Regions from separate parts of the Mus musculus genome. Here regions 1 and 3 are each linked to region 2. A link is a loop called in an ENCODE intact Hi-C map of the cell type or tissue named here. Cell type or tissue: left cerebral cortex. All regions are shown on one strand. Region 1 has its middle 6.8 kb from the start of AI847159. Region 2 has its middle 64 kb from the start of Il1b. Region 3 holds the start of Gm14023 (predicted gene 14023).

The links. Hi-C counts contacts between places; a loop is a spot of excess contacts. Peaks named below come from ENCODE experiments on the same cell type or tissue, not always from the same donor. Only the 100,000 strongest peaks of a DNase experiment are listed, where the experiment ranks them.
Region 1: it touches region 2 in a loop (5-fold over the local background); 9 of 42 quality-filtered maps call a loop at or near these places.
Region 3: a loop joins it to region 2, with 2.1 times the contacts of the local background. A loop is called at or near these places in 2 of 42 quality-filtered maps.

What each region holds. Positions count from the first base shown.
Region 1 is chr2:129,169,893-129,177,892 of GRCm38, reverse strand. It overlaps the pseudogene Gm14026. Among named protein-coding and RNA genes, the nearest start is that of AI847159, 6.8 kb to the left of the region's middle. In left cerebral cortex, CTCF peaks have their summits at 1,647 (motif pointing left) and 3,288 (motif pointing left); a DNase peak (open chromatin) is centred at 3,264; H3K4me3 peaks cover 234 bases.
Region 2 is chr2:129,431,384-129,439,383 of GRCm38, reverse strand. No RefSeq gene overlaps it. Among named protein-coding and RNA genes, the nearest start is that of Il1b, 64 kb to the right of the region's middle. In left cerebral cortex, a CTCF peak has its summit at 4,003 (motif pointing right); a DNase peak (open chromatin) is centred at 4,048.
Region 3 is chr2:129,297,267-129,305,266 of GRCm38, reverse strand. It overlaps Il1a (interleukin 1 alpha), which reads left to right. Exons shown (of 7, transcript NM_010554.4): 5 at 421-594; 6 at 2,270-2,394; 7 at 4,368-5,657. The coding sequence ends at 4,556. Gm14023 (predicted gene 14023) reads right to left here and starts at 7,897. Exons shown (of 5, transcript NR_040371.1): 1 at 7,865-7,897; 2 at 6,430-6,503; 3 at 1-113. In left cerebral cortex, CTCF peaks have their summits at 4,713 and 6,842; DNase peaks (open chromatin) are centred at 4,600 and 7,947; H3K4me3 peaks cover 805 bases; H3K27ac peaks cover 790 bases.

The DNA.
Region 1 (8,000 bases), 260 kb after region 2:
CCCTGCCCCGCCCCAACCCCGCCAGGGTATTTCCCCAACCCTGAGGCATCAAGTCTCTGCCAGATTAGGAGCATCTCCCACAGAGGCCTAGAGCACTTTTAAATCACCCATCCCAGGCCTTGTCAAAGTAGCCATGACTAAAGGAAATCACAGAGATTAAATGAATTGTTTAATTAATTGCTTCATGCGTCATAAAAGTTTGATTGCTTTAACTATAAAGAGGCAAGATGGAGGTCAAAGGGCATTATCTTTTAATTTGTTTATTTCTGTTTTTCATTTGATTTTAGGGTTCTCCATATTCTTCCAAATTTTACTCTCAGTTTTAATTTTGCAGTGGCTCCTAAATGTCATGTCAGAACAAAAGGCTCTGTCTAGAAGTCCTGTTCCCACTCCATCTGCTTTATCCCTCCTGTCCTGTCTCTGCCATGCCCTACAGCAGGTAGCTAAGCTCATTAGTCTCTGCTTTTTTTTTTTTTTTTAATTTCTATTTTTGTTCCTTTTTTCTTGAACAAATAGGTACCTGTTCTTACTTCTTCCCCTAGAGGGTATTCTTGAGGTAATTTCTTTCACGACTGCCTCACCACCACAACTACCACCTCCTCCTTCTAGTCCTTGTCCTCCCACTCTGCCACCCCCCTCCTCTGGTGTCTGCTGGCTGGGAGGATCAGGACCAGCGACAGCCCATGACAAAGGGATTTGTTTTGTGTTAATCCTCACTGGAGTTAGTCATAGTGACAAGGAAATAACATTCTTCCCAGGGCTAGCTTCATTTCAAATCCTGGCCAGAGACCTAAAGAGACCTACGTAGCCTTGTGAGGGGTTACGTAGCCACAGCCTAGTCCCTGCAACTGAGGAGGCAAAGAAGTATCCACAACCAAGCTTCTGCCTTGCTCATCCTCCTAGAGGAGGACACAATGCTAGTGTACACTGGCGTCCTAAAAACCACTTGTAAGACCTTTTCAGGCTCATGCAGCGTCCAGGAGTCCTGCACACGTTGCAGGAAAACCACGCTCTGCATCTGTGCTGGCTAGTTTCACGTCAACTTGACACAAGCTAAAGTCAACCGAAAGGGAGGAACCTCAATAAAGAAAATACCCACACGCCTTTAATCCCAGATTGGGCTGTAGGCATACCCGTGGGGAATTTTCTTAACTAGTGATTGATGTGGGAGGTCCCAGCCCATTGTGTGTGTGTGTGTGGGGGGGGGGTCCTGTGTTACATAAGAAAGCTGGCTGAGCAAGCCATGATGAGCAAGCCTGCAAGCAGCACCCCTTTATGCATCAGCCCCTGCCTCCAAGTTCCTGCCCTGCATGCGTGCCTCCCTTTCCCACTTTTGATGTGAGCTGTTCTAGAGAACTAAGAATGAAACAAACCCTTTCTTCCCAAGTTGCTTTTGTTCACGGTGTTTCTTCACAGTTATAGGAACCCCAGCTAAAGCAATGCCTATACCTTTTTAAAAACATGAACTTTAAGAATTGAAGACTGGGGCTGGAGAGATGGCTCAGCAGTTAAGAGCACTGACTGCTCTTCCGAAGGTCCTGAGTTCAAATCCCAGCAACCACATGGTGGCTCACAACCATTCATAATTGAGATCTGACGCCCTCTGCTGGTGTGTCTGAAGACAGCTACAGTGTACTTACATATAATAATAAATTAATCTTTGGGCCAGAGCAAGCAGGGCTAGAGTGAGCGGAGGTCCTGAAGTTCAATTCCCAGCAACCACATGATAGCTCACAACCATCTGTACAGCTACAGTGTACTCATATACATACAATAAATAAATCTTTGAAGAAAAAAAAATTGAAGACTGGCAATCCTCTGGACCCATAAGATCCCATTTCAAGGCGAATATAATATGTCTGAGTAAGTTAGTTTAAGTTATAGAGAGATGGCTGAAGGAGTGGAGTGCCTCTGACAGGAGTGTCCATTGGAAAAAGTGGGAGTGGGAGGACTCTTGCCTTGGAGTCAGGCTGTCCACAGTGGGTTCAGAGGCTGTGACTCACTGAGGAAAAGGAGTGCCCTGGGCCCTAGGGGAGGCTGCTTTCTCCAAACAAGCTGTCTTTGGCTAAGGAAGGAAATGAGGTAATCTCGGATTAATCAGCAGCCACCAGCCTGACAGATCTGAAAGTTCAACCATGTCCAGCTACTTCTGCTTATATTCACCTTTTTCCTCCAGGGTACCACGACATTAACATGCCAGGTTCTAGTAAGAGAGGGCATAGAACCCCTCCTTGGGTAGGCAGCAGCTCTTCCTCTCTGGACCTTTAACTTTCTCTTCTATTAAATCAGGAAGTAATTGATCACCAATGATGCAACTCAACCCATGGTCATCTTTCTCTCTCTCTCTCTCTCTCTTTCTTTCTTTCTTTCTTTCTTTCTTTCTTTCTTTCTTTCTTTCCTTCCTTCCTCCCTCCCTCCCTCCCTCCCTCCCTTCCTTCCTTCCTTCCTCCCCCCTCTCTCTTTCTTAAATAAAAATTGTTGATACAATATATTTTGATCGTATTCTTTCCCATCCCAACTCCTCCAAAATCCTCCCCAATTTTAAAAAATAATTTTGTAGGTGTTTTGCCTATAGGTATGTCTATGTACCTGGTGTGTGCCTAGTGTTCCAGAGGGCCAGAAGAAGGTATCAGATGCCCAGAGACTGGTGTTACAGATGGTTGTAAGCCACCATGTGGATTCTGGGTAACCAAACCAGGGTCCTCTGGGAAAGCAGCCAATACTCTTAACCATTGATCCATCCCTCAAGCTACCTCCTCCTCCTCCTCCTCCTCCTCCTCTTCCCCCTCCTCCACCCCAGCCAAATTTCTTGTTAGAAAAACAATAGAATTGAGCTGTTTTTTCACAAGGCTCACCTCCCTCCTTCAACATAGCTGCCATCATCTTCCTAAAACAGCTTCACCAGTTAGGCTCCCCACCTGCCCTTGAAGCTATTTGACATGCCAACTTCTAGACTTACTGCAACCAACCTTCCACCTCCAAGACTCTAAGAATCTATGCCTCAGAGAAACAGAATCTGAAAGTGAGTGGGAATAGAGAGCAGCCGGCACAGGGAGGAGCCTTTAACCCAGGATCCTAGATGGGGAGTGTGGCGGGATGCCAGGCTTGGGGAGAACTCAAAACAACCTTTTTACACAGTGTCCTTGTGCGTCCTGTTTCTCTAGTGACGCTGCTGCCAGCAGTGGGCACCACGTTCAAGCTCCCATGGGCAGTGAGGGGGCAAGGTACCCATCTGCCTTGTTGGCTAACCAGTGACTGGGGAAAGTGGTGCCTGAGTTCAGACTGCCCTCTGCTGGGATGTTCTAAGTCAAGGCACCCGATGGAGCACTGACTGCATCCGGTCATCTCCCAAGGAGTACCTGGACCTCCTCTCCTTATGCTGTTAGTATCTGCTTTAGGGTGAGGCTTCAGATCCAGGCCTGCAGGCCACGTGACAAGATGCTTAGTCGATGGGGAACCTTCACGAAGTCTGGCTCAGGTGTCACACAGAATCATACAACTGCGGAATCTTTTTTTTTTTTTTTTTTTTTTTTTTTTGGTGGAGAGGGGTTTATATTTTTATTAGGCCTGCTTCTTTCACTTGTGCTGGTTGGTTTTGGCAAACTGTAGTCATTTGGCAAAAGGGAAATCCAGTTAAGAAAAATTCCTCCATCTAGGTTGACGTGAGCGAGTGCTCCCTTGGGCAGATGGTCTTAAGGTGTATCAGAAAGTAGGCGGAAGAAGGCCTGAGAAGCAAGGCAGGAGGCAGGATTCCTCCATGGCTTCTGCTTCCATTCCTGTCTCCAGACTCCTGCCCTGAGGTCTCTTACTGATGCAGTGTGACCTGACAGTTGTAAGATAAGATTAACTCTTTCTCCCCTAAGTAAATTTTGGTCATGGAGTTCACTGCAGCATAGAAATTCTAATACATGTGCTTTCCTATTCAGTAGTAAGTGTGACAGTTCATCTTCACTGGCAAATAAGATTTAAACTCAGCATGGAATCACACCTCTGGGTGTGTTTGTGAGGGTGTTTCTAGGGAAGTTTAACAGAGCGCGATAGACTCACACTGAAAGTGAGAGGCACCATCCTGTGGAGTGGGGTCCTACACTGAATATAACGGAGAAAATGAAGACAGCAAAGTTGGCGCCAGCATTCCAGCCGTGGCTGTGTAGGTAACTTCAAGTTCAAGGCTGAAAATCCCAGCCAGGACACAAAACCGGGCAGGATTCTCATCACCTGCAGGCAGGAGAGCACAGAGAAAGGGTCAGGAATTGGCAAGCAGGCTTATACATATTCATATGGGGGAACGGCACTTTCAGAAGGGTCCATTCCAGCGCATGCTCAGTTTAAGATACATAGATTTGCGCCTGCTTGGTTAGGACTATAATTCGGGAAGAGCCTGGAGCTGAAAGGCATTCCTCCCCGCCCCCCGCCCCCCAGGCATTGTGGAGATGCTCAGTGGGAACTGGCACTTTCTGGTCACTTCCGGCTTCCAGCATCACTTGTCATCCACCATGGTGTGCTAGAAAAGAGGACTCCAAAGCAGAACTGGTTTTTATTTCCCCACCCAGCTTATTTTAAGGCATTCTTTTTTGGGGGTCAAGGGGGCGGTTCGAGACAGGGTTTTTTTTGTTTTTTGGTTTTTTTTTTTGGTTTTTTTGAGACAGGGTTTCTCTGTGTAGCCCTGGCTGTCCTGGAACTCACTCTGTAGACCAGGCTGGCCTCGAACTCAGAAATCTGCCTGCCTCTGCCTCCCAAGTGCTGGGATTAAAGGTGTGCTCCACCACGCCCAGCACGCCCGGCTATTTTAAGGCATTCTTTAGTATACTCTTCAACCACATCTCAGACACGTCCCACCTTATGCCTATGTCTTGTCTTCTTGCTCTTACTCTTTCTGTTCCTCTTTTTGTTTTGTTTGTTTTTTTTCCTAGACAGGGTCTCACTTTGTAGCCCTGGATGACCTGGAACTCTATATGTAGGTTAGGCTGGCCTGGAACTCACAGAGATCCATCTGCCTCTGCCTCCTTAATGCTGGGATTCAAGATATTAAAGCTTCTTTTTACTTTTAATTTGTTTTAATGATTTATTTATTTTTATTTCCTATGCATTAGTATTCTGCCTGTTTGTATTTCTGTATGAGGGTGTCAGATCCCGTGGAACTGGAAGAGCAGCAGCCAGTGCTCTTAACCTCTGAGCCATCTCTCTGGTTCCCCTTGTTTTAGATCTGAATTATAACCTTCCATCGCTTTAAAAGTTACTAAAATCTGTGGACCCTAACAGAGTCCCAGGCAACTTTCCCTCCCTAGCTGCTTTCCCAACCTCGATATATTTACTTATATCTCTCCTCACCCACTCCATTTCTTTCCCCATCCTAATCTTATTAGGTAAAGTCAAAGTAGGTACCACACTATCCTTTGTAGGTTACCCTCCAGCAGTTATTAAAGTTATAGGACCACTGTTGTTAGTTGGCTGGCATGACACTTGCACGGTAGTGGCTCTCCCTGTAATGTCACACTGAAGGAAGAATCCAGAGCTTCCACCAGGACCTCTGAGTTCCAGCACTGAGAAACTGTTTTCTGAACTGTATACTCAGCTCTACCACATCCAGACCACACAGGAACATTGCAAATACTTCAACTGAGAAAATAAAACTGATTAAAAATTAAACCAAGGGGGCTGGCGAGATGGCTCAGTGGGTAAGAGCACTGACTGCTCTTCTGAAGGTCCTGAGTTCAAATCCCAGCAACCACATGGTGGCTCACAACCACCCATAATGAGATCTGACACTCCCTTCTGGTGCATCTGAAGTCAGCTACAGTGTACTTATGTATAATAATAATAATTTATTTTAAAAATTAAACCAACCTGGCGTGGTGGCTCACGCCTTTAATCCCAGCACTCGGGAGGCAGAGGCAGGTGGATTTCTGAGTTCGAGGCCAGCCTGGTCTACGGAGTGAGTTCCAAGACAGCCAGGACTATACAGGGAAACCCTGTCTCAAACAAACAAACAAACAAACAAAAATTAAACCAAGCAAAGAAATAACACCACATGCACAAATCCCAACCCAGTAACATAAGAAATACACACACACACACACACACACACACACACACACACACACATACACACACACACAAAACAACAAAACTCTTCCCAAAAAGCCCACTGCTCCTATAGTACCGGTGTATAATAAGGGTGAGTTAGATGAAATCCCAGATTGTGGACTCAAGATTCTAAGTGTGTTCAAGGAAATCAAAGAGCGTAAGCTCCTGGCTGAGAACACAAACAGACAAATGAAGTAAGAAAAGTGCTGCAAGACAGGAGAGAAATTCAACAAAGAGATGGAAACACTGAGGAAAAGCCACCCTGAAATAATAGACATAGAGGACATAGTAAGTCAACGAAAAATCTCTGCGGAAGTCTCATCAATAGGACCAACTGACAGAACGCTGGAGCCTTTAAGCACGGTGACAGAAATGGAACAAACAAGGACGATGATAAACAATAAGAAGGTGTGAATGAGATTTCCAAGTTACATGTAGCACCATGAAAAGACCAAGCCTACTGATAACAACAGGGGTAGAGGAAGGAAAACAGTGTCTTTCCAAAGGCATAGAAAACATGTTTTTTTCTCTTTTAATAAGGGGTTTTACTCAAAAGGGTAGCTTTGAAAATCTCTAGCTTGTTGTGAACCAGAAAGCCAGGGGCCACCTCATCCTGACACCACTGGAGTCAGTGTACCTCTGAAACAAAGCCACTGTGAAAAACGAGGAGGACTCGAGTCCTACTTTGATTTAAGGAAAAGGACAAGTTTTTAATACAGCAAAACAGAACACAAAAAGTAAACAAATCCTTAGAAATCACTAGATATATGTGTGTGTTTATATAATTAGGATCATCATCAACATTTTAAGCCATTAAAAATCAGGTTGCCACCTCACCTTTTCTTTTGGTACTGGGGATATTCTTATTAAGAAATCCAGCCTCTATTTCAATGGCCTAGCCCAGCTTTCTCTCCACTGTGCCTCATCTCCACCATCCACTCCAGAGTCCAGCCTCAACTCTGCAGCCAGAGGCAGAGCCAGCACTCATTCTGGAGTGAGGACAGCAGGCCTGCGAGCATAGCTGAGCACGGACCTCACCCTTTCCTGGAGGAGCAGCAAGTGCCCACAGCTGGTCTGCAGTCGTTCAAGGGTGCCTCCTCTCCTCTCCGCTGCTATTCACTACTTTTTTCTGCCTAAAAGCAAGATGGCAATCTTAATCAAATAGGGAAGCTAGATCTTTAAAATAACTTAAAAATCACTTTTATATAAAGCAGCAAAAACATATCTTCCTCTCTGCGATAAGAAAAATGTTAACAAGGAACATGGTGATGTGGTGGGCTGTACAAAACTTCTGCTCGACTGGATCCCATGAGCATCTCAAAATCGCTCCTTCACCTTGGCCATGCTGCCTGAAGACTCTTCTCCAGTCACGTTTTCACTTTCTTCTGGGCTTAAGCTTTCATTTTCAGACCTGGTCCCATTAGGGATCAAGTTTTCCCCATTGACAAGCCCATTTTCAGCAGCCTTGACTTTGCTGACAGTCTCTGTGAGGCTCAGAGACTCCTGCACACCTGCCTCCTCCTCCAACTTTCTCAGGACCAGAGGGAGCCTTGAGTCCCCCACACCACCCTCCAAGAGCCCCAGGTCACTCTCCTCGTATCTCTGCGGTGGTGCCCTCTCCTCCATGTGTTTACGGTAGTACTCCCAGTTCGCGGCCGCACTCTTCACTGCTTTTTCCAAAATCTCCTTTTCACCCAAGCACAATTTGATGGCCATTGTGGCCCGGACAGAGAGGTCAGGATTTTTCAAGACGATCTTATCTTCCTCAATTGTTGTCTTATATGTTTTTAAAAGAAGTGAGGCTCTATCTTCCAGAAATGTCCAAAGTTTGACCTCATTGTCCCAGCTGACAGGAAACTCTGCGTTCCCCAGAGTGAAGATCTTGTCAATGGCGCTGTCCCCTAGCAAATGCT
Region 2 (8,000 bases):
TATTAGTTAGGGTTTTACTGCTGTGAACAGACACCATGACCAAGGCAAGTCTTATAAAAAAACAACATTTAATTGTGGCTGGCTTACAGGTTCAGAGGTTCAGTCCATTATCATCAAGGTGGGAGCATGGCAGTATCCAGGCAGGCATGGCGCAGGAGGAGCTGAGAGTTCTACATCTTCATCCAAAGGCTGCTAGTGGAAGACTGACTTCCAGGCAACTAGGGTGAGGATCTTATACCCACACCCACAGTGACACACCCATTCCAACCAGGTCACACCTATTCCAACAAGGCCACACCTTCAGATGGTGCCACTCCCTGGTCCAAGGATATACAAACCATCACATAAACATAAGTACACTGTAGCTATTTTCAGATGCACCAGAAGAGGGCATCAGATCTCATTACCTCATAGTTGTGAGCCACCATATGTTTGCTGGGATTTGAAGTTAGGCAGTGCTCTTACCCACTGAGCCATCTTGCCAGCCCCATGTTTGTTTTTCTACCTTTTTTTTTCTTTCGGTCTTTTTTCTTTTTCCACCTCTCATTCTCTCTTTTCTCCTTTCTTTCATTGTTATTTTTATTTCTTGCTTTTCCAACTTTTTCTCTATTTTGTCTTCCTCTTTTCTTTTCCCATCACTTTCTTCCTTTATTTTTCATTTTACTCTGTTTTTCTTTCTTAATTCATTTTCTCTTTTTTTGTATTGATTTGCTTTCTTCCTTTGTTCCTTCTGCCTTTTTGATTTTCTTTTTCTGTTCATTTTTTCTTTTTTCCTTTATTTTCTTAAATTCTGTTATTCTTTCTGTTTTACCTTTTCTTTTTCTGTGTTTGTCTTTCTTTCTTCTTTCATATTTTTTGTCTTTTGTTTATCCATTCTTGATTTTTCTTTTTTCTTCTTGCTTTGCTTTTTATTTTCTCTTGAGCCATCTTTCTATATTTCTTCCTGTCTTTTATTCCTTCTTTTTTGCTTTGTCGTTCACTCTCTGACTTTTATCCTTTCTCTCTTCTGTCAGTCAGTCTTTGTTTCTCCATTGCTTCTTATCTCTTCCTTTCTTTTGTTTTTCTTTCTTGATTCAGTTCTTTATTTTCCCTTTTTAAATATTTCTGCTTTTCATTCTTGCTCTTTCCTTCATCCTTACATTATGTTTTCTTTCTTCTTGTTCATTTTATCTTTTCTTAATTCACTTTGCTTTTGACATTCTGTCTCTCATGTTTTTCCTTCCTTTCTATCTTCCTTTTATATTACTTTTGTAACTTTTGTGTTTTATTTATCTGTTCTTCCTTTTCTCCTCCACTTTGATTTTTCTTTCTTTCACTTTTTTCTTTCTTAATTTTCCCTCTTCTAACTTGTTTCTTTGATTTTTCCCCTGTCTTTCAAAATATTTCTTCCTTTCCTTTTTTTTTTTTTTTTTTTTTTTTTTTTGTGTGTGTGTATTTCTTAGGGTCTTTCATGCTTCTTTTCTTTTTTATTTCCTTTCTTTTTATTCATATCTTTTTCCCTTTCTTTTTGTTCTCTTTTAAAAAATCTCTTTCTTCTTTTGTTTTCTCTATTTTCTTCCTGTATTTTGGATTTTCCCCACAATGTTTCTTTCTTTCTTTCCTTTGTTTTATTTCATCTTTCTATTTTCTCTTTTCTTCTTTCTTGTTTATTTATTCTGTCTTTCCTTTGTTCTTCCTTTGTTACTTTGCTTCTCTGTCTCTCTTCTCTTTCTCTTTCTTTTACCTTTGTCCTGATTGTTTATTTGCTTTCTTTTTTTCTGCCTCTTTTCATTATTTCTGTGGGGTTTTTTTCACTTTTTCTCTTCCCTGTATCTTTTTTTATCTTTTATACTTATTTTTTTCCTATCTCTGGTTTCTCCCTCTCTGTCTTTTTTCTTTTTTCCTTTCTTTCTTGTCTTTTTTTTTTAAACTTTTCTTCTCTTTCTTGTATTTCTTTCTGACATTCATTTTTCCCTTTTTGGTTGCTTTCAGTCTTTTGTTTCTTCACCTTTTTTTCCATTTTCTGTTTGCCTTTTTCCTCCTTTTCTTTGTTTCTTTCTGTCTTTTTTTTTCTCTCCCTTCTGGTTTTTTTTCTGTCTTTATTCTTTCCATTTTCTATCCTTCTTTTTCTTTTTCTTTATCTTGATTTTCCCTTCTTTCTCTTATATGTTTTCTTTCTCATTTAACTTCCATCTTCATTTTTTATCTTCTTTCTTTCTCCTTTCTTTCTTTCTTCCTTTCTTTCTTTCTTTCTTTCTTTCATCTTTCTCTTCTTTTTCTGTCCATCTTTCTTTCTGTCTGTCTTTATTTTAATCTTTTTCTTTCTTTGTTCTTTTTCTGTTCTTCAATCTTTTTCTTTCTGTCTGTCTGCCTTTTTTACTCTTTCCGTATGTCTTCCATCTTTTCTCTGTTTGCTTTCTTATCTTTATGTTCTTTTTCCATTTTTGGTTCATCATTGCTTTATTTTTTCTTCTTTTTTCTTTATCCCCTTTTTATCCCCCTTCATTTTCTTTATCCTCTCTTTTTCTTTGTCTTTCTTTTTCTTTACCCTTTTTCAACTCATTTCTTTCTTTTTGCCTCCCCTTAATTGTCTCTCCATTTCTTTTTTTATCTTCATTCTGTGTTTATTTATCTTCAGTGTTGCAAGATTATGTACATAGATAGACACTGTGTTACTTGAACACTCCTGTGCAGTGCAGCACCAGCTTGGTCATGTGCAGTGCTGTACTTCTACATCTGTGTGCTTTGTTGTATTAGTACAAGTGTATCCTCTTGTGCTGCTATAGAAGTATAGCCATGTGCGCTGCTTTACTTGTCATGACCTATATGCATCTGTGTTACACATATGTGTAGCTATAGCTCATGGCTACAGCTCATAACCTATCCACATCTGCATTATTTTCTGCCTATTGTTTATGTACTATTGGCATCACTACCTGAAACTCATGGTCTATAAGCACCTGTGTTATAGTCTGCCTATAACTTAACTCCTGTTGTTTAAGAATATGCATTAAACACTTCCTGTAACATGTGGTGTATAAATATCAGTATCACTTTCACATCCAAATTGAAAGCACACATAATCTAATGTATATACATGACATGAATAGTTTAGCTTGTTCTTTGTCCTTTTTTATTTACTGAGCAATAATTAAGGCTTTAAATTACTTGGAAACTGATTCCTATTAGCATCTAAACTCCACATTCATTCAAAAAGTACTCCTCTCTCACCTTCCCTCTGATCACTCTCCTATCTCATCTCCTTGACCTTGGGTGACCACACCCTCCTCAAGCCCCCAGTGTAGAAAAGATAGAAAGAGTTTTGTAGGTCTGTGGTGGTTTGAATGAGCAAATCCCTCATAAGCTCATATATTAGAATGTTTGAGCCTCAGTTAGTGGAACTGTTTGGGAAGGATTAAGTCTGACTTTGTTGGTGTGGACTTGCTAGAAGAGGTATGTCCCCACAAGTAGGCCTTGAGGTTTCAAAGCACATACCAGGCCAAGTCTTGATCTCTCTTCCTGCTGTCTGTGGATCAGGACATAAGCTCTCAACTACTGCTCCAGAACCATGCTTAACTGCCTGACTTCATGCTCCCTGCCATCATGATCATGGACTAACCCTCTGAAACAGTAAGCAAGTCCCCCATTAAACCCTTTCCTCTATAATCTGAATGCCATGGTATCCCATTCACAGCAATAGAGCAGTAACTAATACACAAGTTGGTATCAGGGACTTGTATCTTAAGGGATATCAGTGATGTGGTCAATAGTCAATAAATTGCCTTAAGGCACTTGCTAATATAAGCAGGACCACAATCAGTTTTTAGTTGTAGTAGAAATCCTAGAAAAGAGAAGATGAATAATAAATGATTAATGGCACCCAAGGTTGTTTTACTCCTGTTAGCAGAAGCAAAAGTCATATTTTTAAAGTATTAACTATTATAAGAACATATTTTAAACATCTAAATTCTGGAATATGAGAAATATCTGTTTGTCAAATGGTTTTAATCCTTCAGGATTAATTATGCCAGCAGAGGGCAGTGGTGTAAAAGAAAAACAAAAAGATAAAATTAATTGGATTTTTGGGCAGTCTGAAAAAAAAGTACCAGGGGCAAGGAGGAGGCCAGCACATTGGTTGGCTTGAACATTAGTGGATGCTAACAGTCCTGGCAAATTAGAACGAGCACAGATATGATTCATGAAGAAAGACTGATTTTTTTCATATAGATTCCTGAAGAGAGAGGATAACTGTGAAATAACATCAGTAGTGGGTTTGGATTTAAGTCTGGAAGTTTCTAAAAGAGAAACCATTGGAATACAATATGCAGAGTCAGTTACAATATTTAAGGACCCAGAAACATCCCTTAAAAGCTGAATGACTGTAGTGAGTTCAGATAACCAGGATGGGTCCAATCTTTTTTGAGGATGATGTTGGATTTGTATATAAAACATAAGCTCTTTGTCCTTTTGAAAAGCCATCTGAAAGAGCATACGAGTGGTCTCTACAGGATTTATTAGTTGTAATTTTAGATACTACTCATGGGGGTACCTTCAAAAATATCTTAAAGGGAGATCTTTAGGATAATGATTATTTATGTGTCCAGAGTAACATATAAATACTATCTGCCAAGTATTGTCAGTGTGGAATGAAAAATCATCCTGCATTTTATTTAATGGCACAGTGATTTCTGTGGTCTCTTTACCAGTAAGTTGTTTAAGACCGGTCCTTCCCATCATTAAGTCTATATTTTCTTTTAAATAAGGAGTTACAGATCATTGTGACATGTATAAATTCCTATAAGACTATAATGACCTTATTGATGTATAATTCCAGTAGATGAGGAGGAGAAAGGAAGGATAAATAATTCATAAAGAAGTAAGGGACTAATTCTCTAAGCTACCACTTTGGTAGCAGCATTATTAAGTAAGCTAATAACTCACTCCATTTCAGGTGTTATGTTTCTTACAGGGTTTGCCTAAGAGTCTCTGGAAAGCTACTTAAAGAGCAGAGCCAAATCTGTAGTGCCAATAGGCAGATAAGAACCTGCCAAACTGATGCGGCCCCAAAAGTTTTGTAAATAATTGAGGGAACATTGTTTGGGAAGTTCTAAGCAGGGAGGATGGTAAAATGAGGCTTAAGGATAGATTTAAAGTAGAAAAGGGGAATGCAAAATGTTCTTATCATCAGGATAAAAAAGAAATAGAGAAAAGGCCATCTTTTAAATCAAGAATAATAATTTAATGTATTTGAGGAATCATAACAGGAGCAGAAAGCCCTTTGAAGGGATCACCCCCCCCCCCATTTTTTTCATAGTAGTATGCCCCTGAGATCATGTAACAGTGAACATTCATTATTTGCCTTTTTATGGCTTACAAAAATACGGAAATTCTAGGGACCAACTGAAGGCTCTGTGTCCTAGTTGAAATTCCTATACTAGAAATCGGGCCTGTTTTAATTCCCTATAAAGGGGGCCTCAACATTCCTTAGCCTGAGTTTTCCATGGGGAAAGGGAGGAGACCTCTAGCACAGGCTGGGGCCACAGCTTGGTAGGCAGACTCGGGGTAGGGCTGAGATGGCCTCAGGGTCTCCCAGTCAGCCTCACCCTGCAGAGGTGTGTCCAGAGGATCCTCCTCTTTATGGTCCTCCTGGAAGGGATCCAAGCAGTGAGGGCATCACTGTAGTCCAGATGTTGAAGTAATTGACAGGATTTTATTCCTCTTTTCATGGTCTCTTCACATTAGCTCCTACTCCTCTCCAATTTTCACCACCAATGGTCCCTTGTTCAGGAAACCAGGGGCTAAGTTTTATAGTCACTTGCACAAAGTTGCAGAGCTAGTGCACTGAATATTTTTGCTCCTATGCATCTTCACAGGCATCTCAATAATTGTGTAAAGTGTGTTACCTTGGAGGCCTGAGGGGAAGCCACACCTATTTCACTCTCTCTTATGGTTACAACTGCTTGGCTGAGAGAACCAAATGCAGACCCTCCACTTCTATCAATATATATACATATTAACCTTCTGCGAGGGCCAAGCTCCACACATTAGGTAACATTTACAGCAGTCTCTGTGACCTCCATGGCCTTCAGAGTGACTATCCACAGGAGATAAGAAGGCAGTTCAGGTCACCATGACTCAGTAGTAGGTGTTGGTTCAAACTACCAGGGTCTGACTCCCAGTAGTTTATTTTTGGCATATGTAAGTACAGCACAATTTGGTGAAAATTTATTCTGGTTATAATTAACTCAATCTCACATCCACAATAAAGCATAGATAAATTTCTTTGAGGAACAAAATAAGCTAAATAAAAATTGTATATGACTTCACTGAAACTGTAAAGTCCATAAATATAGGTTCTATAGACTGACTGAGAAAAGCATATTTATGGAAAAAATGTTAACTTACAGATAATGCCCCTAGACTCATCTCAGGGACCCAAAAAATGGCTTATGTCATCATCTGTGGCCATTACCTGCAACCAGATGTGGGCGGTGCACTTAGTAGAGTATAAAATGACTGCTTGTGACTACCGTGTCCCTCTCTCTGTGTCTCTCTCCCTCTCTTTTTCTGTTCCTACATGTTCCCAGCTGCCCAGCCTTTCTCTCTGTGTGTCCTTCTCTGTGCCTCCTTCTCTGCTCCCTTCTGTCTGCCTGCCTCTACCCCTTCTCCAGGTCCTCACTCCCCTCCTTTCCCCCAAATAAACTTCCTTTATGTCAGGTCTATCACATGGTGTGTTTTCTCAGGGGGTACCTTGGCATGGGCTGGCCAATTATCCCCCTACCCACACGGGCTCCACATTATATTTTATAACAAAGGGTATTGGGGGAGGATCTGATACCAGAAAAGTCTCCAGCCAGCCACAAGCATAAACAAACATCATCAGGCTATTAAACACAGCTGCTCTCAGCACTTGGGGCAGATAATAGGTATAGCATTCCCTTGAAGGAACAACCCTGAGTGGTTAATGTTCTAGGTCCCCCAGTGCTTACCTATGAGCACAAAGATCTTAGTGCTTCCTACAGGACACAGGCCAAGTTAAAAAAAAAAAATCTGCTGGAGAGCTAGGGTACCTGGATTAAAGTAAACGTGGGGAATGTGGGATATGCAGGGGCTAAAGCAGAAGTCAGAAGTACTACATGAACGTTGTTAATGAGCTTTGATTTTGTTCCAAGGGTAACAAGTGAGACTTTCTATTGTGGGTGGTCACATGGTTGTGGCTGTGTTTCCTAACAGATGTTCCTAACTTAGTCTGGGGAAAGACCACAATAAATGTATGGCATGACATTGTGAATGACCAGGATGTTGATAATGATGAAGATGGCTAAATTTAAGATATATCCAGGATGTTTTAGCAATGATATAGACTCCAGGAGTTGATGAATGGATGGCAGCATCCTGCATTTTTGGAAACAGGGTAGTGGCATTCACGGAGATACAGATTACTAATAAAGACCTAGAGTGCATTTCCTGAGTGACAAGGGAAAATGGTCCAATGAATAAAAACTACCCAGCAAATAAGGAAAAGTGTGAAAAAAAAAAAACCCACAACAGATCCAGCAACGTGAGTCACTGTAACCTCCCCAATCTCAACTTTATTTTTTATTATAATATTAAGACTATTAATGGAGTAGATTAAATTTATGTTGCTGTAAAAAGTAGGGTAGGAAAACTAAAGAAAATGGCATAGTTCAACAGAACATGTGAGACCAAAGCAGGAACAACATAGACGATAGGTTAAGGTTTGTTTGCAGTTAAGACAGTTAAGAATAGGCTCCTGGTCGTCCTGTGCAGGCTAAGACATCTGTAGTTAAAGAGAAAGTTCCTGTTTGTCTTTGCTAATTCCTTGCAAGTTAAGGCCTCTATTTGAATTAAGAATAGGTTCCTGTTTCTTAGATATGATGTAAACAACAAAACATGTTTTTCAACCTACACTACTAACTTGTGACCCCATCCACATGATGTAATCCTTACCCCTCTTCCTTCCCTTTCACTATATTTTTCCAAGGATGTATAACAGCCAA
Region 3 (8,000 bases), 130 kb after region 2:
ACTTGGGAACTTGCTTCCCGGTGGGAAGTAGATGCAGGAGAATCTTTGTGATTCCAAGTCTATTCTTGTCGGTCAAGTGAATCCCAAGCCTGCCAGGGCTCCATCATGAGACCCTGTAGGAAAAAATAAAAAGGAAGAAAGAAACAAAAATGGCTAACAAAAATGTTAACATTTCTCAAAAACTTTCTTTTAAAAAGTAAAATAAAAATACTACATGATGAATTGATTTACAAAAGAAAAACCAATAGTACAACCCCAGGTAGGATCAAGCCTTCTGGTGTCTAGTTTCAACTCTGGTGTTCCACTTGGATTAGCTACCCTCCAGTCCTTCTCAGAGCATGTCTTATGCTTGTACTGGCATGTGTATGTCATCTAGGTTTGTAACTAGGCGGTAACCTGAACTTCTGGTAATGATTTTAGAGACCATCCAACCCAGATCAGCACCTTACACCTACCAGAGTGATTTGAGATACAAACTGATGAAGCTCGTCAGGCAGAAGTTTGTCATGAATGATTCCCTCAACCAAACTATATATCAGGATGTGGACAAACACTATCTCAGCACCACTTGGTTAAATGACCTGCAACAGGAAGGTAATGATCAGTCGGTCACTCCCCCCCCCTCGCCCCACCCCCGAGTTTCATTGCCTCTTTCAAACTTTCTGTTTTCAAAGCACAGAGTTATCTACATCCCTGGCTTTTCACAATTCTTCTAGAACAGAACGAAGCACTCCACTCCCACAGTGGATCCCTGCAAAGGACAGAATATGTGTTCCAAAAGACAGCTCACTACTCCAGAGCAGAGAGCTTCCTGATGTGCCTTTTCCTTGCTGCTTACAGACATTCCCTATCCTAATTGTTTTTATTTTTTAAAAAGATTTATTTATTTATTTATTTATTTATTTATTTATTTATTATATATAAATACACTGTAGCTGTCTTCGGACACTTTTTCTTCTCGCTCCGGGCCACTTGGCCCCAAAGATTTATTTATTATATGTAAGTACACTGTAGCTGCCTTCAGAAGCACCAGAAGAGGGCATCAGATCTCATTACAGATGGTTGTAAGCCACTATGTGGTTGCTAGGATTTGAACTCAGGACCTTCAGAAGAGTAGTCAGTGCTCTTACCCGCTGAGCCATCTCTCCAGGCCCCCTATCCTAATTTTAAAGAAGAGAAAACTGAGCATCACAGATATTTAACGGATAGAGCAGGGAGCAGTCAGTCCCTATCTGTTAAGAGAACCTGATGATCAGAATTACAGCTAGCGTTCATCTAGGAAGAGCTTTTTTTAACTTTGATAAAGTAACAAGAAAACCAAAAATCCTTAACTGCCATGGGATCTGAAGGATGGAATTCCGTGCTCAATATTTCTTGTTACACAGACCCAGTTTCCATAATGAACCTGTTTTAGATGCAGAATGCATCATCAATATACGAACTTGTTTTTAAAGACCCACAGAAGGAACTCCTTATAAGTAGGCAGGGTTCTTTCTGAATAGAGACACTGTGCACACTTCAGTTAACAGGCTCTTTATGACTTTTGTAAATTATTGTGTACTCTATTCCCTACTTATCTCACATGATTTCCTCCACATACTGACTTAGTAATCATATTTCTACTAGGCCCCCAAACTCTTTCTTTTTGGTGCTAGATATCAAAACCAAGCCACACACACAAAGCATGCTCAGTCACTGACTATAACCCCTGCCACTATTGCTCCTATTGTTTATTTACATTACATTTCTGGTGGTACCAGTCATTTTACTATGCTGGATGTGTGTGTGTGTGTGTGTGTGTGTGTGTGTGTGTGTGTGTGTGTGTGTGTGTGTGTGTTAGAGAGAGAGAGAGAGAGAGAGAGAGAGAGAGAGAGAGAGAGAGAGAGATCACTCCATTTTAAGCAACTAGGAACTCATAAACCAAAAAATGTCAAAGTCTTATTCCACTATTTTAACGAGAAGAAATTCAGCAATAATTCGGTCCTTAAGCATTCTACTCACATAGAAAACTTTTATTTTCCCACCTAGTAAGTGCAGCAGGCATTGTAAATGAAAATAATAATGTGTAAAGTCCCACTCCTGAGCTCCACAAATAAATATGATGTATTCATTTACACCATTTACACCATAGTTGGGAGCACACACACACACACACACACACACACACACACACACACACACACACACACATCTGCCACTATCTAAACCCCTCTTCTTATATAAATAAATAATAGTGTATTTACTTCCTTTCTGGCTCTTTCTTTGACAGTAAAATTTGACATGTATGCCTACTCGTCGGGAGGAGACGACTCTAAATATCCTGTTACTCTAAAAATCTCAGATTCACAACTGTTCGTGAGCGCTCAAGGAGAAGACCAGCCCGTGTTGCTGAAGGTCAGTTGGCTTCCATCTCAAACTTGTCCTCATTCACCTCCCACTGTTTGTGACCAATCACAGTAAGCAGATGTCCCTCCTAGGATGACACAGTCTCCTTGCAGCCACAGCCACCACCTGCTCACCTTTCCTCCTTGACCCTATTTGCCTCCCATCCCAGAGCATCCATTTGTTCTGTTGATCTTTAAGATGACATCCACCATCTGATTTACACAGTACAGAGCACTGTGACAATGGAGCCAGCCTCTGAAAATCTCAAACAAGCCCACTGAGATCACAGAGGAGTTAACAGCTCACTGGTTCACACGAAGCCAAAAACTAGGAGCCACAATACTCAAGCCTTAGCCTTCCCACTCCAGTGGTCCATTGATAATGCTATTGTCTCTCGTCCCATGCCCATATTCTCTGTGACCATCTCCCTCAAACACACACGTACACATCCACATTTTAGCATTAGACATTTTTACCATAGAGAAGCATATAACTCTCGTCCAGTAAATGTATAATCCAATGCCTCCTGTCCTAAAGTATATGTGGGTGTCTGTATTTCTCTGTGAGAATCAAATGAAAGTATTATCTACTGAGTAGGGCAGTAGCTTCATTCATGAATCCCTTCAACAAGCTATTAATTACTGAAAGTCTTCTATTTTTCAAGCACAGCATTAAAAGCTATCTAGAGTGGTGAGCCAAAATTCCTAACCTTATGGAACACAGTCCTCTAGTACAGTAGATAAGTCAAATAGACAACAACAAAGTAAGATGTTGGACAGAAAATGCCCAAGACACTAAGACAGAAAAATGGAGGAGTGTTATTTAGAGGGAGGGACAAGAGCAGACCCTCTGAGAGACAGACCAGCTAATACAAGGTAGGGATGGGACATCCCAACAGAAGGATCTCAGTTCACTATAAAGACCTGAGTTCCCTAGAGCTTCATGAGCCCACAGGCCAGCTGCAAGTAACAGCGGAGCGCTTTTGGTCCTGGTCATTTGGTATACAGTTGAAAGCCACCAAAGGCTTTCAGAGGGTGCAGGGTGCTGGTGCCATTTATATTTCTTAAATAGACAATAGTCCAGAACAAAAGCACTAGAGAGAGCAGAGAGCTCAGCTGGGAAGTTAGAGAAGAAGCACAGTAGAAGAATACGGTGACCATGTAGACAGGAAGAGGACTGTGTAGTCATTTGGAGGTAGAATAACCAAAGGAAGGGGGTAAAAGGGGGAGATGAAGAGGTTTGGATAGTACAGGTCTTAATGAAAGTTCAAAGCCCAAAGGAAGCTAATCAGGTTGCTTTCTTAGATTTAAAAGAATACAAAAGGGGGAGGGTCTCAACAACATGGAATCCGCAATATATTTTGCCATGAAGGTTATTATCGGGTTGTATTCATACTCAGAGGAAGAACACAGTCTAAAAGGGTTATCCCCAGAGCAGTCAGCTGCTCAGATCAGGGAAGCCGTGTGGAGTTCCTGGTACTTGCTGTTGTGTGTATGTACATGGTTTACTTTCAGATTGCAACCGAAATGCAGAGGTAGACGTCATCCCACGCTCCACTGTTTTTGTAAAGGTTTAATTTGAATACTCAGGGGTCAGAATGTTTAGAAGTCTTACAATCTTCAGTGTTCAGACTTGATGAGAGTTCCCTGTGCCAGCATTAAAGACAGGATGTACACAGGCAGCGTTTCACCCCCACTTGTCTGGATTTAGGACATTCAGGTATCATTGACAGTCTTCATGACTCACTGAGATTTCTCTCCAATTAACTAAGGTAATCAACTCTTATGGATCATCTGGACCATACATCAAATAGGCATGCAGTAAATGCTTGATGAGTGACCAAATGAAAGAACCCAGATCGCAGAGGCAGGCTCGAGAGCGCTGTTTCTCATGAAGTCCAGATACTGGAGGGTTGCCCTTCAGGGTTTTTTTTTTCCCAATGCCTTCTTATGCACTAACAGAATTCTATTCTGCTATCACAGGAGTTGCCAGAAACACCAAAACTCATCACAGGTAGTGAGACCGACCTCATTTTCTTCTGGAAAAGTATCAACTCTAAGAACTACTTCACATCAGCTGCTTATCCAGAGCTGTTTATTGCCACCAAAGAACAAAGTCGGGTGCACCTGGCACGGGGACTGCCCTCTATGACAGACTTCCAGATATCATAAAAGCAGCCTTATTTCGGGAGTCTATTCACTTGGGAAGTGCTGACAGTCTGTATGTACCATGTACAGGAACCTTCCTCACCCTGAGTCACTTGCACAGCATGTGCTGAGTCTCTGTAATTCTAAATGAATGTTTACCCTCTTTGTAAGAGAAGAGCAAACCCTAGTGGAGCCACCCCGACATATGATACTATCTGTTATTTTAAAGAGTACCCTATAGTTTGCTCAGTACTAATCATTTTAATTACTATTCTGCATGGCATTCTTAGGAGGATCAAAAAGACTCTACACATATTACAGATGGGTTAACAAAGGGATAAAACAACTGAAAAGCACACTCAATGCATTTGGAATATAAATTCACAGACCAATCTCACTGTGCACCTTCGGCTTCAAAATGCCAGTTGAGTAGGATAAAGGTATAAGAACTTAATGCTGTCATTTTCAAAAGGAAGGGGACAATAGCTACATCTTTCCTACCTCAGTGGGTTTTACTCCAGTGAGATCATTTGGATGAAATCCTCCTGTAACAGACCTCAAGAAGGAGACAGACTGTTGAATGTTATTTTTAAGTTATTTTATCTATGTATTTATAAATATATTTATGATAATTATATTATTTATGGAACATCCTTAAATCCTCTGAGCTTGACGGCACCCTCGCAGCAGGGTTTTCTAGGTGGTCAGTTAGATGTAGTCTCCTCTAGAGCTCCATGCTACAGACTTTTACACTTTTTCCACAGCCACGAAGCTCTCCGTACATTCCTGCACTTGGGAGCCCTTTCATCATGATCTTAATCTGTGCTGTTTACTTTGTGCATCTAAAATGATAATTGAGTCAGTCTTTCTCCCTCCCGTCCTTAAAGCTGTCTGGGTATTCTTACATCATTCAGTCTCACCTGTAACTAACACCAACCATCTAAAGATGGAAAGAGCTTAACTGTGACAACCACATCACTGATACCTGAAGTTTCTTTTCTAGAATGTAATCAGTGTTTCCCCTGGATTCCAATTTTTTTTTCAAACCACAGTGTCATGTAACTATCAACAATAACAATCAACTCATTATTATTAATCATAATTAAATAAAACAGGTTTGAGCTGATGTATTTATTTGTTATCTTTTCTGTTTGGGTTTTGCAATGGGATGGTTTGGGTTTTGTTGTTGTTATGTTTTGTTGTGATGCAGTGAAGGGGTTTTTGTTATTTGTTGTCTTTATTACTTCACTGCCTAAAAGTTAGGGACAACTGGTCAGCACTCACGTAATTCACTAAAGTTAGCATCACCTTACAAAACCAGGATTCCACACAGCTCTAAAGGAGATGTCACCATCAAATCCCTCCCCTCAGAGGTCAGGGAACCCTGTGGAAATGGAGACAGGAGTCGGGGAGACAGAAGGGATGTGAGAACAAGGCCTTCTAAAATAACTGAGCAAAACCCATATGCGTTCACAGAGCCTGAAGCCTGAAGCAGCAGCCGCAGGGCCTACACAGGTCTGCCCAGGTTTCTGTACACACACTCTAGCTTTCAGTTTATGCTCTGATGGGACTCCTGAATGGAAATGAGTAAGTCTCTGATTCTTCTGCCTACTCTTGGAGCTCTTTCATTTTTCTGTTGGCATAGCTTGTCCAACTTATATATGATGATTTCTGTTTTATCTTACTATATTTTGCTACATTTTGTTGTTTTCCCCAAAAAATGCATTTAAAAAAAATTCAGGTTCCATAGCTTTTCTTTCTTTTTTTTTTTTTTTGCTAGCTGCCAGTATTCACAGATAGATAGCACTGAAAATTATAATATTTCCAGGCTCAGTTAAAGGATACAATCCATATTCAGTACATGTGTATGCCGATGTAGATGTCCATACAAACTCACCATATAATGTACCACCAAAACCAAGTAGTGGTTTTAGAGACAATACAGCAGGTTAGAAGCTGCTTTCCTGTGACCTAATGAAAAAGAAAGTCAGAATCAGGAGTAATAGACTCTATTTTAGAAAGTGGGGTTGGAAATTCACAGAAACAATAATTGAACACCTGAAATGTGCAGTAACCCTTCACCCAAATTCTTGTACATAGCCCCGATAAGACGTGTTGAGCTTTGGTGGTATCCAAGCTTTTGTCTGTCTGCAGTAAGTAGCCATGTGTTACATCTCCTCAGGGAAAGTCTTGTCACACAAGTGGATGTCGGGATGTCAGACCCTATGGAGCTAGAGTTACAGGCAGATGTGTTATGTAATATGGGTGCTGGGAACCAACTCTGGTGGCCTGCCAGAGCACTGCATGCTCCTTACCCCAGCCATCTCAGCGCTTTTTATCATATTAAAAAACAAAAACAAAAGCAAAAACTTTTGTGATTTTTTTTTTATTCTCCTTCACTCACCTGATAATGTTTAGGTATGCCAGTGATAACCTTTTCCTTCTCTTTCCTTCATGATTTTTTTTTTCTTTCTAGCAGGCCTTTGTTAGCATTTTAACTTTACCTTGTAGATGTTTTTCTGTTTAAATAAACTATTATGTTTCCATGTTTTATTTCCATTCTTAAATTTATATAATTCTGTTCTTTACATTTTCTATTAGGAAATCTTTGTTATTCTTTTAAAAACTCTTCTAACCCCTTGCCCTTTTCTCTTCCCACCATAACATCCTTCTCCAATAAATATCTTTTACGAGATTTGCTGCCTCATATGACTTTCGCGTTGGAAGAAGCCAAGAAGCAATTGACAGAGGAAGGGAAGAAACAAAGAAGTGGAGCGGGGCAGAGGCTCCTGAGCTCCTGGGCTGAGCTGGAGATACCCTCCCCTGGGAACTGCACTGCCTCAGCTGACGAGGCTTCCTCTCAAAGCTGTGTGGTTCCCCGGCTCTGATGTCTCAGGGTGTCCTTCCACAGGAATACCTTCTGACCCTCAGAGCTCTGTGGTTTCTGGGTTTCCGAGTCTCAGGGTGCCTTTCCAAGGGGACACTGTCCCACCTCAGAGCTGTGTGGCTCCTGAGCTCCTGTGTCTTAGGATGCCCTTCCCTTGAGACACTTTTGACAGATTGCGCCATTTTGACAGCTCCCGCGAGCTGCTCAGGGACTACACGGAGTTATGTTGTTTCTGTCCGGTATTCGGCTACAAGAATGAGAACAATAACTGATACGGACCATTTTCGTTTGGCATGCTATTATTTGCAGCCAAAGCCAGCCTAACTGATAGCACAGAGACTTAGGCTCCGGCTTGTTTCTCCCCGTTTCTTCAACTGTCACAACCGTCCTTAACCCAAATTTGGCTACAATTAGAGCCACTCCTCCGCCAGCCAGCATCACCCACCAGCTCCCACCTCAGAGGCACCGCTGCGGAAGTGACCTAGCCATAGGGCGGGCCTTCTCAGAAACTCTCCAATCGCAGAGCCTCAGGGGAGGTCCCCAGTGGGAATCGCCGAATGTCCATTTCCTGTTATCCCGCC